Regions from separate parts of the Homo sapiens genome. Here region 2 is linked to region 1. The links are chromatin contacts, found by Hi-C or POLR2A ChIA-PET in ENCODE. All regions are on one chromosome and are shown on one strand. The core of a region is the stretch at or near the end of the contact, and the rest is flanking DNA. Distances in the headings are between cores, read along the strand shown.

Region 1 (6,956 bases), core at 1,610-4,109:
GCACCCTCTGGCAAGAATTTAAAAGGACCCAGAAGAGACTTGAGTAAATTGCTTCTTGATGACATTTTTTTCAAGTTCAGCAATGTTAAAAGCTGCTAAAGACCTTTCCAAACATTTCACGATGGCAAATTTGTGCAGAAAAAGTTGAGTAGCCATCGTGCCCCTTTTGAGCGGCGTCAGGAGGTCTTGTTAGGTGTGGACTGGGGCTGGAACGGTGGCTTTGCATTTATCTTTGTTTGTTTCCCACCTAGGAAGGTGATTCAGAGGTGGGGGCCTAGAAGACAGCTGTCTGGGGGAGAGCAGACCTGTCCGTAGCAGAGGGGGCTGCGCTGATTGAAGAAGATCTGTTCCCTCTCTGTTCCCTTTGCCAGAAGGAGCGTTGCGCTTTGGGATTCACCTTCACTTTCTAGCTGCTTCCATGGGCAGAGGGTGAGTCATGGCGCAGAAGCCCTCAGCGGCCTCCACCCACCTGCTGTCCCCATTGCTGGGGGGGGGGGCGGTGGGCGGCAAAACTTCCTCAATTCTCCTAGTGTCCCTGGCTGGGCCTTAAACTGACAAAGACATTAATAGGAAAAAAGCAAACAAATTTTACTTCATACCAGTTTTGCGAGAGTCTTCATAAGGAAATGAAGACCCCAGAGAAATGGCTAAGCCTGAGTGGTTTTTTGTTTTGTTTTTTGGTTTTTTGAGACAGTCTCACTCTGTCACCCAGGCTGGAGTGCAGTGGCATAATCTCAGCTCACTGCAACCTCCACCTCCCAGGTTCAAGCGATTGTCCTGTCTCAGCCTCCCGAGTAGCTGGGATTACATATGTGCACCATCACACTGGCAAATTTTTGTATTTTTAGTAGAGATGAGGTTTCACCATGTTGGCCAGGCTAGTTTTGAACTCCTGAGCTCAAGTGATCCTCTGGGCTCAGCCTCCCAAAGTGCTGGAATTACAGGCATGAGCCACCACGCCTGGCTGAGAACGCTTTTTTTTGGGGGGGGGGGGGGCGGGGGGAAAAGGGCTAGAGAGCTTAGAAGGTGCCAAGCCAGAGCACCAAGAGCCAGAACTTTCCTTAGCAAGATGAAGAGAAGAATACACACGTTCCGGGAAGGAACGCCTTGGAAGTGGGGGAGCTGAGGTGCAGAGGAAGAAGGCATTGCAGGGTGGAAGGGGCCGTTCTTAGAGGGAAATCCTGCTCAGTGGCTGGGCTGCTCAGCTCCTCACTCCGCACGAGGTGGTGAACCAACCAGGAGCATCCGCAGGGGAGCAGTACCAGGGCCAGCAGGGAACATATTGGGCCTGCTTGGCACCGTCTCTTCCATCCGCCTCAGGCAGCTCATGTGATGGCCTCCAAAGGCTTCCCAGGTGCAGGGCCTGGGCATGAGGGAACCCCCGCTCCTACCACCCACCTGCCCCCACTGCAGTTTCTGGTATCAGCAAGTGCAGACAAATCCACACTGGGGCTGCAGGGTCGCCGCCCTTGGTATTTCAGCAGCCAGAGTCTGATGCATCAAGGGCAGGTGTGGCAAGAATCAGGAAATACATTTTTTTTTTTTTTGAGACAGAGTCTCACTCTATCGCCCAGACTGGGGTGCAGTGGCACGATCTCGGCTCACTGCAACCTCCTACCGGGTTCAAGCGATTCTCATGCCTCAGCCTCCGAACAGCTGGGATTACAGATGCTGCCACCACACCTGGCTAATTTTTTTTGAGACGGGGTTTTGCCATGTTGCTCTGGCTCGTCTCAAACTCCTGGCCTCAAGTGGTTCACTTGCCTCGGCCTCCCAAAGTGCGGGGATTACAGGCGTAATATAATATAGATATTATATATAGATATAGATATAGATGTCTCTATAATATCTATATATAAATAGATATATCTATTATATATAATAGAGATATATATCTATATATAATATATAGATATCTATATATTATATATAGATATATATCTATATATTATGTATAGATATAATATAGTCACACAGTCAACCATGCCCGGAACCCCCAAGCCCCCACTTTTTTTTTCCGAGATGGAGTCTCACTCTGTTGCCCAGGCTGGAGTGCAATGGTGCGATCTCGGCTCTTTGCAACCTCCGCCTCCTGGTTTCAACCGATTCTCCTGCCTTAGCCTTCCGGGTAGCTGGGATTACAAGCATGTGCCACCACACTTGCTAATTTTTGTATTTTTAGTAGACATGGGGTTTCACCCTGTTTTTTAAATTCTCTAAAAGGAAGAGGACACTTTTTTTGTTGTTGTTGTTGTTGTGTTGTGTTGTGTGTGTGTGTGTGTGTGTGTGTGTGTGTGTGTTTTGAGACAAAGTCTTGCTGTGTCTCCAGACTGGAGTGCAGTGGCGCAATCTCGGCTCACTGCAACCTCTGCCTCCCAGGTTCAAGCGATTCTCCTGCCTCAGCCTCCCAAGTAGCTGGGACCACAGGCGCCCACCACCATGCCCAGGTAATTTTTTTGTATTTTTAGTACAGATGGGTTTTCACCATGTTAGCCAGGATGGTCTCAATCTCCTGATCTCGTGATTTGCCCGCCTCGGCCTCCCAAAGTGCTGGGATTACAGGCGTGAGCCACCGTGTCCAGCCCTGTTTGCTTTTAAATGGGAGAGACCTGTTTAAATCCCTCCGATGGGAAGAGAAAGAACAATTGGGGCTACAGTGGTGGGGAGGGAGGGAGATGAATGATGACTCTGTCACTAACAACCCCTGGGACCGTGGGCAGTGGATTTACTGCCACTTCCTCATCTGTAAAGTGAGAAGTGATAACAGGATCTGACTCACTGTTTCAAGTGTTTATTCTGCCTCCGCTTGCAACCTCTTGCAACCTCCGCTTGAAAAGGGTAATGGATTTACTGCTACTTCCTCATCTGTAAAGTGAGAAGTAATAACAGGATCTGACTCATCAGGCTGATGTGAGGAGGGAACCAGCCAGTGTGAGCACATTGCTCAAGGCATAGAGATAAGCTACAATAAATGTTATTCCCATTATCAACCTCCTCCATGGCTTCTAAAAGGAGCAAGTCTAGGTGTGCAGGACCCCACAGTCTGCAAGGTTTCCCAGCTTGGAAGGTGGCCCTGGTAATCTGGAAGCGTCTGTGACAGCTTAAATAAATTGGATTTTTTAATGTTTTCTTTTTTTAAAAAAATCAGTAGGAATTACAGGAACATACAGTAGGTGTACCCAGAGCTTAGCGGAAGTACCAGAGGCAGGATTTTGATGAGGGTTTGATCTCCTCTGGTTCGTTGGATCTGTGAGTGACTGCTGTATAACTGGCCTGAGGTCAGACCTCGCTGACCCCCCCACTCCCCTCTCCCCTTTTTTTTTGAGATGGAGTCTCGCTCTGTCGCCCAGGCTGGAGTGCAGTGGCACAATCTCTGCTCACCGCAAGCTCTGCTCACTGCAAGCTCCGCCTCCCGGGTTCACGCCATTTTCCTGCCTCAGCCTCCTGAGTAGCTGGGACTACAGGCGTCCACCACCACGCCCGGCTAATTTTTTGTATTTGTAGTAGAGATGGGGTTTCACCGTGTTAGCCAGGATGGTCTCGATCTCCTGAACTCGTGATCCGCCCGCCTCGGCCTCCCAAAGTGCTGGGATTACAGGCTTGAGCCACCACGCCCGGACCCCCCAAGCCCCCCCTTTTTTTTTTCCGAGATGGAGTCTCACTCTGTTGCCCAGGCTGGAGTGCAATGGTGCGATCTCGGCTCTTTGCAACCTCCGCCTCCTGGTTTCAACCGATTCTCCTGCCTTAGCCTCCCGAGTAGCTGGGATTACAAGCATGTGCCACCACACTTGCTAATTTTTGTATTTTTAGTAGACATGGGGTTTCACCATGTTAGCCAAGTTGGTCATGAGCTCCTGACCTCAAGTGAGCCTCCCACCTCGGCCTCCCAAAGTGCTGGGATTACAGGCATGATCCACAGTGCCCAGCCTTGACCCACATTTTTTATGGGGAAAAGAGGGCGGTGGGCCCTTTGCAGCCTGAGTTTTCACTGCACGTTGGAGCGGGAGGGGTCTGTGGTGGGTGGAATTGGGTCCTCCCCAAATGCATGTCTACGTGGAGCCTCAGAATGTGACCTTGGTTGGAAAGAGGGTTTTTGCAGAAGTAATTAAGGAAAGGGTCCAAATGAGATCATACTGCATTCGGGTGGCCCTCACTCCAATGACTGGTGTCTTTTTAAGATGAGAGGGTGCACAGAGGCACATATACAGCGGAGGCGGCCACGTGGAGACAGAGGTGAAGACTGGAGTGGTGCAGCCAGGGAACTGCCAAGGTGCCAGGAGCCACCAGGAGCTGCAAGAGGCAAAAGAAGATTCTTCCCCACAGAGGGAGCAGAGCACCGCAGACAGGTTGATTTCAGGCTTCTGGCCTTTAGGACTGTGAAAGGAGACGGTTCCACTGTTTTAAGTCACCCAGTAGAAGGTCATTCATTATGGCATCCCCAGTACACGAAGAGTCTGGCTTCATGATTGGTCTAGGTTGGTGAAGGAGGACACGGGGTCCTCTGAGGCCATTGTGGTGGCACTGAGTAGCCCAAGGGACCCTTTTCAGCATCAGAATGGTGGGAAGTGGTGTGCAGACCAAAGCCGCGAACACGCAGAGTGGGAGGACTGGGGTCTAGCAGCCTGCTGGGAGGGCCTGTCCAACCAAAGACCTTTTGATCTACAAATTTTTTTTTTTTTTTCGAGACGAAGTCTCGCTGTGTCACCCAGGCTGGAGTGCAGTGGCGCAATCTCAGCTCAGTGTAACCTCTGCTTCCCATGTTCAAGAGATTCTCCTGCCTCAGCTTCTTGAGTAGCTGGGATTACAGGCACAAGTCACCACACCCAGCTAATTTTTGTATTTTTTGGTAGAGATGGGGTTTCTCTGTATTGGCCAGGCTGGTCGCGAACTCCTGGCCTCAAGTGATCAGCCTGCCTCTGCCTCCCGACGTGCTGGGATTACAGATGCGAGCCACCGCACCCAGCCAATTTACAAATATTTTGAAAATGCTACTTATGAATGGCCCAATAATTTTACTTCTAGGAGTTTATCTTAAGGAAAAAATAAAAAATTCAGATGAAACCTTATCCCCCTAGATGTTTATCAAGACACTATTTTTTTTTTCCAGGGGGTGCGATCTTGCTCTGTTGCCCAGGCTGGAATACAGTGGTGTGATCATGGCTCACTGCAGCTGGAACCTCCCAGGCTCCAGCAATCCTCCCACCTCCCAAGTAGCTGGGATCACAGGCCCGCGCCACCGCATATGCCCAGCTATTTGTATTTTTAGTAGAGACAGGGTTTTGCCATGTTGCCCAGGCTGGTCTCGAACTCCTGGACTCAAGCAATCCTCCCGCCTCAGCGCCTGGCCCAAGACACTTTTTTTGTTTTTTTTTGAGATGGAGTCTTGCTCTGTCACCCAGGCTGGAGTGCAATGGCACGATCTCGGCTCACCGCAACGTCTGCCTCCTGGGTTCAAGTGATTCTCCTGCCTTAGCCTCCCAAGTAGCTGGGATTACAGGCACCCATTACCATGCCTGGCTAATCCAAGACACTATTTATAAGAAAACCTAGAACCAGTCTACACATCCAATAGTGAGGAAATGATTAGATGAATTACAGTACATCCACAAGATGGATTACTAAACAGACATTGGCATGATTTATGAAGAGTGTTTAATGTTTACAAAGAGCTTTTAATGATGTGGAAGATGGTGGTATAATAAGTAGGAAAAAACTGGTTATAAATGATACCACAATATGATGTCAACGATGAAAAAATGCACAAAAAAAGACTTTTTTAAAACGTCGAAACATCAGAGTGGTCTCTAGTTGGAGGAATAATTTTTTTTTTTTTTAAGACAAACTTCTTCATACTTTTTGTACTTTTAAAATGATTTACTATGTACATGGATTACTTCCATAATCAAGAAAAAAAGTAAAAACTTTTAAAATGCTGTGAACGTGGTTTCCATTTTTATTTTCTCTGATGGGTGACTGCACATCAGCATCTTGAGTTATGCTAACTACTTAGGCTGGTCACGACACACACACACATACAGAGAAGTCACACAGGCTGTACCGGGCTGGCTGTTGCAAATGTACATGAATTACACGGGTTGAAGTTGTTTGGCAGCTAGTTAACATATGCCACCCAATGACGGGACACAATCTGGTCACACGCTGCCTCTCCTGCCTGTTGCTGTTCTTTACAAAGGTCCGTGTGTCGGGCTGGCAAAGTGGCATCCTGCTGGCATCTCTGTGGTGGCCCCGGAATGGTGGAGTGCCCAGGTCAGCATCTACTCTGGGTCCCATTCTCAACTGCTCTGGCCTTGACATCAGAGCTTCCGGTTCCCTGCTGGCTCTTCTGCACACTGGATCCATGCCAGTCCAGGCCCCCTCCAGGCACACACCTGAGGCAGACTGAGAGCACAATGGACGCTGTCCTGATGTGAACTGTGCCCAGACACAGGATGGGGGGAAGCGGGAGATGTGACCACGACACCACACACAAGCTCGATCTTTACAGATGGGCCCTCTGGGACTGCTATATGGGTGGTGCCCGAGAGACACGGGGGCCATGTGGAGCCCTCCAGGGCACAGTTGCTGGGAGAGGACAGACGGGAGGGGACCTGTGCCCATGTGCCTAGCTCTGAGAGCAGAGCTAGGAGGGTGGATGGGGAACGTGTCCGACATGGTGCTAGATTGTTGAGAAGTCACGACTACACACAGCTGGGGAGCATGCCCCTCTCCCAGTTCATTCACACGGTGGGTTAGATACAGCTAGAGAGAAGTGGAGATATGCTTTTTTGAGGGAGGACCTTTCCTGGTGTTTGGATAAACAGTGAGACAGACTCCTGGGTTCGGCATGCTCTGGGGAGGACCATGCGACGGTGAGAGACTCCCTACTGCTACACTCTGTACAGGGTGGCCAGGCCCGCCTGCCGTGCCCATGGCCTCTGGTGACAGTCACGGGCTTG
Region 2 (6,997 bases), core at 4,498-6,997, 360 kb before region 1:
TTTTTTTGAGACAGAGTCTCACTGTCACCCAGGCTGGAGCGCAGTGGCGAACTCTCGGCTCACTGCAACCTCCAACCCCACTGGGCTCAAGCGATTCTCCTGCCTCAGCCTCCCAAGTAGCTGGGATTACAGGCGCCCACCACCAGGCTCGGCTAATTTTTGTATTTTTAGTTGAGACAGGTTTTCACCATTCTGCCCAGACTGGTCTCAAACTCCTGGCCTCAAATGATCCGTCTGCCTTGGCCTCCCGAAGTGCCAGGATTACAGGCATGAGCCACGGCGCCTGGACTGAGGTGACTGTTCAAATCCAGAAACTGGCCAACGATGACTCGAGCCAGAGTGGAAGTCGGGGAAGCCATGAAAAGCAGCCCGTTTGAGGCAACGGGCAACACGATTTGCTGACAGATGTGATAGGAATGGGAGGAGAAAAAGAGAAGTCAAAGCTGGAGACTGACATGGGAAGAGGAAGCTCACGTTCTTTAGGAACATGGTCAGTGGGAGACACCCACATAGAGAGATCAGTTCCTAAAAGTTGTGTCCACAAACAGAAAAGGTTTTCTTCCCCCCCATCTACCACCAGGTCCCAAAGGCGAGGCACCCCCTCCAGGCTATCACAAATGGAACTTGTCCTCGGAGAAAGAGAACACGACCCTTCAGGAGAGTCTTGGCCAAAGGGACCGGCTGCAGCTGCCTTCTGCAGGGCCCCTGTGGCTGCAGTGGCTCCATTTGGCCAAGGAACCCTGAATCCGCTCCTGATTGGCCTGAATCACGAACCCATTTGGACCAGGAACCCCTGAGTCCACTCCTGCCCAGGCCTCTCCCGGGTCACCCTCATCTCCTCCCAAAGCCATTCACCTTGCCACCTTGCACCCTGTCATGTCACCATCCTGGACCTCAGTGTCCACATCCACGAAATGGGGTGGGTGGAGAGGAGGGCCCCCCAAGATCTGACATCCCTTTCCACTCTAACACTCCATAAGGAAGGGAGAGAGGAAGGGTCTGGAAGGAGGGGCAGCCAAAAAGGGGGAAAACAGGCTGAGCGCGGTGGCTCACGCTTGCAATCCCCAACACTTTGGGAGGCTGAGGCAGGTTGACCACTTGAGGTCAGGAGTTCAAGACCAGCCTGGCCAACATGATGAAACCCCGTCTCTATGGGGGTTTTGTAAAGTTTTGTAAAAATACAAAACTTAGCCAGGCATGGTGGCTGTGCGCCTGTAATCCCAGCTACTCGGGAGCCTGAGGCAGGGGAATCATGTGAACGCAGCAGGCAGAGGTTGTAGTGAACCGAGATCACACCACTGCACCCTAGCCTGGGCGACACAGCAAGACACCATCTCAAAAAAAAAAAAAAAAAAAGGGTGGGGAGGGGAAAACAGAGGAAGTAGGAGAAGGCTAAGGGATGGATTTGAAAACCAAAGCCACACTTGGAGGAGGGGAAAAATTGGCTCGTCGTACACTGCTGTTGAGCCAAGGGGAAGAATTAAACCAGGGATCAGACTGACTCCAAGGCCCAGACCTAGCCCCAAGAGGAATTCCTAATAGCTTCTAAGATATTCTTCCTTGGCGGCTAAGTCAGATATTCAGGGGGTTACTGAGTTGGTGGATGCCACAGAGCATCTCAGAGGTGCACATCAACCCTGGGACCAGCTCACTCCATCGACGGTGACACACACCTGCAGCTTCCTTCTGGTCTTCTCCAGTGGCAGTTGGTGCAACAGCAAAAATTAACTGGAGAATTCCAGGTGGCAACGACCACTGATCTTTACTGAGCGCTGTGTGCCAAGCAGCAACATTTTAAGTCCTTGCTAAGGATTAACTCACTTATTCCTCAAGTCACCGCTATTCACTAGGTACTACGTTATCCCACATAGGGAAACTGAGGCACGGAGAGATGACGTAACCTGCCTCAGCAGCAGAGGCGAATTTGCTCTGAGCCACCACACTATACTGCTTAATACCAAGTTGTTTCCTCTGCTTTTCCATAATTTCCAATTTTTCTACACAGGGCCTGAAGCACAATTTTTTTTTTCTTTTGAGACAGTCTCTCTGTCGCCCAGGTTGGAGTGCAGTGATGTGATCTCAGCTCACTGCAACCTCTTCCCAGGTTCAAGCAATTCTCCTGCCTCAGCCTCCCAAGTAGCTGGAATTACAGGCGTGAATCACCAGGCCCAGCTAATTTTTGTATTTTTAGTAGGGATGGGGTTTTGCCATGTTGGTCAGGCTGGTCTTGAACCCCTGACCTCAGGTGATCCGCCTGCCTTGGCCTCCCAAAGTGCTGGGATTACAGGCATGATCTACTACACCCGGCCCTCTTTTTTTTGAGACAGGGTCTCAGTCTGTGGCCCAGACTGGAGTGCAGTGACCGTGATCTCAGCTCATTGCAACCTCCACCCCCACAGCCTTCAAGTGATTCTAGTGCCTCAGCCTCCCTAGTAGCCGGGACCACAGGTGCCACACCACCATGCCAGGCTTTTTTTTTTTTTTTGGTATTATTAGTAGAGACGGGGGTCAATCCATGTTGCCTAGGCTGGTCTCGAACTCCTGACCTCAAGCAATCCGCCTGCCTCAGCCTCCCAAAGTGCTGGGATTACAGGCGTGAGCCACTGCACCCGGCCTGCTTTTTTTTTTTTTTTTTTTTTTTTTTTTAATGAACTCACAAAAAGTCCCAGGCCCATTTTTCCAACCATCATGCCAATATCAACCACAAAGCAGCGCCTCCTACCAGTCCCACCCCCATGAGAAAAGAAAGCCAAGGGCTGCTGTGACCTGTCCTCAGGCCCTATTTTCCGTTTTGATAGCAAAGTTCTCCTTTTCTCTTCCCAGAGCATCTGTCTGAGTAAAGGTCAACAGAACACTTATCATGGGCCATTTCCATCTTCTGGGTTTTCTGGACATTTCCTGCGGCTCAGAGGCAGACAGTAGCCCAGAAACAAAGCTCTGACAGAGTCACCCGAGGCCCACTGACCTTGACTTCTAAGCACATGACCTTGGTCACAACAGGAGCCAGGCACGGGTGCCTCACTGCCTTTTCACAGCCCAATCCCATCTCCACCAGCTGAAGAAAAGGGGAATCCAAAGGAAGAACAAGGAGCTTAAAACACACAACTTCATCTTTGGAAAAAATAATATTTAATACTAACCATTGTTTATCTCCGTGCAGGGCACAAGCTGAGCCACTTACAAGATTAACTCATTGACCCTTCGCAACAACCCAAGAAGGCTGCCACATTTTTGGCTCCTGTCCAATTTTAGAGATGAGGAAAGTGAGGCACACAGAGGGAAAGTGGCTTGCTCAAGGTCACACAGTTATCTGACTGCCTGGGAGGCCAGTCGCTCCTGGCCTCGGACACGCTACCTTGAAAAACACAAAAACAGCCGGGCACAGAGGCCCATGCCTGTAATCTCAACACTTTTGGAGGCCAAGGCAGGAGGATCGCTTGAGCCCAGGAGTAGGAGACCAGCCTGGGCAATATAGTGCGAATCTGTCTCTATAAAAAATACAAAAATTAGCTGGGCGTGGTGGCACACGCCTATAGTCCCAGGTACTTGGGAGGCTGAGTTAGGAGGACCACTTGAGCCGGGGAGGCAGAGATTGCAGTAAGCTGAGATCGTGCCACTGCACTCCAGCCTGGGTGACAGAGCAAGACTCTGTCTCAAAAAAGAAAAAGAAAAAAAAAAGAAAAGAAAAAAGCAACAACTACCTACTTTCTAGCTTTCAGTTAATTATATTTCAATTTTCCCACTCAGGCCCCAGTTGCCTCCTCTCAAATTCTGGTTCCAAGGCACCTCCAACAAGTCTTGGAATCCAGACAGCAGAAATACGCAAGGTCAAACACGGGGATGGGGTACCTACCAGAGGCAGAGATCAGCTACAATTACCCCCAAGCAAAACCCAACCACCTGGCAATTTCTGTGGCAGAAAGTCCTTAACGAAGGAAAAAATAAAAAGAAAAAAGAAAATAAAAATTTTAAAAAATATTACAACTGGACTTCGTGAATGAGTTTCTTAAGATAAACAAAGCGCACCCCAAACATACTCATTAGCCATCAACTACCAATTGCCATCAATAAAATACGTCCTGATACAAAACCTCATGGATGTTCACCCTGTTTTGCCCCCTCCTCAATTCAGAAGAAAATAAACAAGAGAATATTCTGGAATTCACAGCAACACAAACCCAGATCACCATGTGAATCTTTGCAAAAAATAATCTTGCTGTTACTACACCTGGCAACAAGGAAGCCACAGGTTTTCCCCTGCTAAAGAAAGTCCATCTGCAAAGAGGCTCCAATCACCCCCAGACCCTCAAGGCAAAGTCTGTGTTCTATTTCCACCCCTGGGGTTACTCTCCAACCCCACTGGCTTAAAATGGGAGATATATCAAAGTGTGGTAGGTTATTAAACACAATGATACCCTACTAAAAAAAACAAACAAACAAAACCAAACCCTCCAATGGGGCCCTGGAGGATGACTTTTCAACACTCCAAATGCAACCCTCGAGGAAAGGCCGGCAAAACAGGACAAGAAAGTATTTTTGGAAGCTGATCACCAGCTCCTAAGAACCAAGGCTGTTTCTCCTGATTCCTAAACAAAAGAGGAGAGAGAAACAGTCGTGTCCAGATTTGCCTACTGCGTTCACCAACAATCAAGACAGCACGAGACAGAAGTGCCTGCCTTCCTGGAACAAAGAGGCAAATCGCATTACGGAGAAGCTGAAGCCCAAAAGACTGGGGCTTAAACCACAGCAAGTGGACTCCAGACACCCAGTCAGGCTCCGCAGGCCACGTTACAGAAGAAAACTTGCCGGGGTTAAATCTAAGGGGCATCCCCAGAGAGGAGCTCCACGTGTTGCAGGGAAGGGAGGGCAGGACCACAGCTACCAGGGTCCTGGGCGTCCTCAGCTGCACCCCAAGTCTGCCCCGAGCCGAGGGTCAGGTAGGGCACATCAAGGGTGGACATCCCCCTTCTTCCCTGGTTCCCCCAAACTTCCCCCGCAGTATCTAAGTAGAAAGAACAAAAAAAACAAAGCTAGGTAACCACAGAAGAGTAATGTGGCTTGTACGACAACTTTGGGGAGACAATGAAAGTCCCTTTCTACAATCTAAGCCCCTCCCCAGCTCACCCCGTTGGTCACGGAGTATTTTTCGTGAAAAGGGGGGACCCTAACCACAAAAAAGATGGGAAAACAGAAGCAGAGAGACACCCCTCTTCCCGCCCCCCATCTCTAGCGTCCCCTTCCCTGGAAGGTTGTTTTTACAGACGGGAACCCCAAAACAGGAAGGCCTCCTCACGGCGGCTCTGACCCGACCCGACCCTCCAAAACCCCAGGGCTGGGCACGCGGCCCCCCACGCTCTGCTCCGCAGGAACTGAGTCACCCAAGTTTCCCCCATGCCTTGCACCCCCGAAAGGGGCTGGGCCGCGGGCGACGTGAGGGTCCCGGGCCCCCGAGGCCGGCAGCAGAGCGGGGAGCGGGGTGCCCCGGGCGGCTGCGGGCCCGGTGCTTTCCCTCCCCGCCGGCCTCCCTCCGTCCCGCCGGCCTCACGCGGCCCCCGGCACGTACCCAGAGCGGGTCGGAGCCATCGGCGCTGCAGAAGCCCCGGAGCGCCATGCCGGTGGCGCGGGCGGCGGCGGGCACCGGGCGGCGGGTGATCGGGCCCGGTTGCTGGCGCGGGCGGCGGCGGGCACCGGGCGGCGGGTGATCGGGCCCGGCTGCTGGCGCTAGCGCTGGCGGCGGCGGCGGCGGCGGCGCAGGGAGCCGGGGCCGGGGCCGCAACGCCGCCTGGTTGGCCCGCGCGTCACGGGGATGCGGCGGCCCCGCCCCACCCCGCCCCGCCCCGGCGCCCGCTCACCTCGCGCGTCTCGGCGTGGGCAGCCGGACCAGCCACCTCTCGGCGCCCCGGGCCTGGACCCCGCGCCACCCCCACCCCAGATCCTCCAAGGCTTAGGCCCACCCGCTCGCGGACGGGCCTGGGGAGCGTTGGCTCGCCTTCCGGAAGCGCCTGGGATCTTTGGGGCCACACACCCTGCGACCACTTTTCAAATGCTGTTTAAGGACAGTATCCGTCACCAGGGGAAAATAACGTGAACGGAGCCCCCTACCTGCCTGGAGTGTACCGGGCGCCTTAACTGTGCCCTCATTTCATCCTGTAAAGTCTCCACGTTCATGAAGGAAGAAACCCAGGTGCAGAGAGGTTGAGTGATTCCCTCTGCCCAGGGTCACCTGGCTAATCACTTGCAGGGCTGGGATTTGAACCCGGTCCGCTGACTCCAAAGCTGAGTCACACAGAAGGAGGTGAATACTGTTATTCACCTACCTTTTACAGATGGGGAAACTGAGGTTCAGAAAGGCGAAGTGACTTGCCCGAGGTCACACAGTTAATAAGGAGTGAAAGTGGAAGTGAGATTCAAACCCGTGAGCAGCCTGATTCCGGAGCACTGATGACCCAGACGGCGCCAGTCTCCATCACTAACAGCTGTTGACCTCACCTGTGTGCAGAGCGCCTTTGCTTCTTCTCAACCTCTTTAAGCATCACTTAGAAATAACCAGGTTATTGATCCTCACCTCAGAGGTAAGGAAACTGAAGCCTGGAGACATGATAATCGTAGGCCAGGCATGGTGGCTCGTGCTTGTAATCAAGCACTTTGGGAAGCCGAGGCGGGCCGATCACATAAGGTCAGGAGTTCAAGACCAGCCTAGCCAACATAGCAAAACCCTGTCTCTACTAAAAACACAAAAATTAGCCGGGCATGGTGGCGGGCACCTGTAGTCCCAGCTACTTGAGAAGCTGAAACAGGAGAATCACTTGAACCTGGGAGGCGGAGGTTGAAATGAGCTTAGATCACACCACTGCACTCCAGCCTGGGCAACAGAGCAAGACTCTGTCTCAAAAAATAATAATAAAAAAAATTAATATGCATTCACAGTGACAAGGCTTCCTAAGGCTGTGTTCTTAGCAATTTACACAAATTAACTTGTGCAATCCTCACAACCCCA

What was found. Hi-C counts contacts between places; a loop is a spot of excess contacts on that map. ChIA-PET counts read pairs that join two places held with the same protein, here RNA polymerase II (POLR2A). Pooled maps may share reads with other maps.
Region 2: a pooled map shows a loop between it and region 1 (6-fold over the local background). The contact joins the promoter of ABCC1 here to the enhancer-like site in region 1. A Hi-C loop is called at or near these places in 4 of 50 pooled maps. POLR2A ChIA-PET finds 5 or more read pairs at or near these places in 2 of 52 experiments (activated B cell and activated CD8-positive, alpha-beta memory T cell).

Annotation. Positions count from the first base shown.
Region 1 is chr16:15,586,939-15,593,894 of GRCh38, reverse strand. MPV17L-BMERB1 (MPV17L-BMERB1 readthrough) reads right to left here. Exons shown (of 6, transcript NM_001414674.1): 6 at 5,636-6,956. It overlaps BMERB1 (bMERB domain containing 1), which reads right to left. Exons shown (of 6, transcript NM_033201.3): 6 at 5,636-6,956. Among named protein-coding and RNA genes, the nearest start is that of MIR6506, 21 kb to the left of the region's middle. RefSeq lists enhancers at 2,529-2,823, 2,170-3,369, 6,310-6,811. Within about 2 kb of position 2,859, at least 33 of the 41 ENCODE cell types and tissues checked have a DNase peak (open chromatin) inside an H3K27ac peak, as active enhancers do.
Region 2 is chr16:15,948,366-15,955,362 of GRCh38, reverse strand. It overlaps ABCC1 (ATP binding cassette subfamily C member 1 (ABCC1 blood group)), which reads right to left and starts at 5,747. Exons shown (of 31, transcript NM_004996.4): 1 at 5,564-5,747. The coding sequence starts at 5,611. LOC107984869 (a long non-coding RNA gene) reads left to right here and starts at 6,192. Exons shown (of 3, transcript XR_001752339.2): 1 at 6,192-6,572.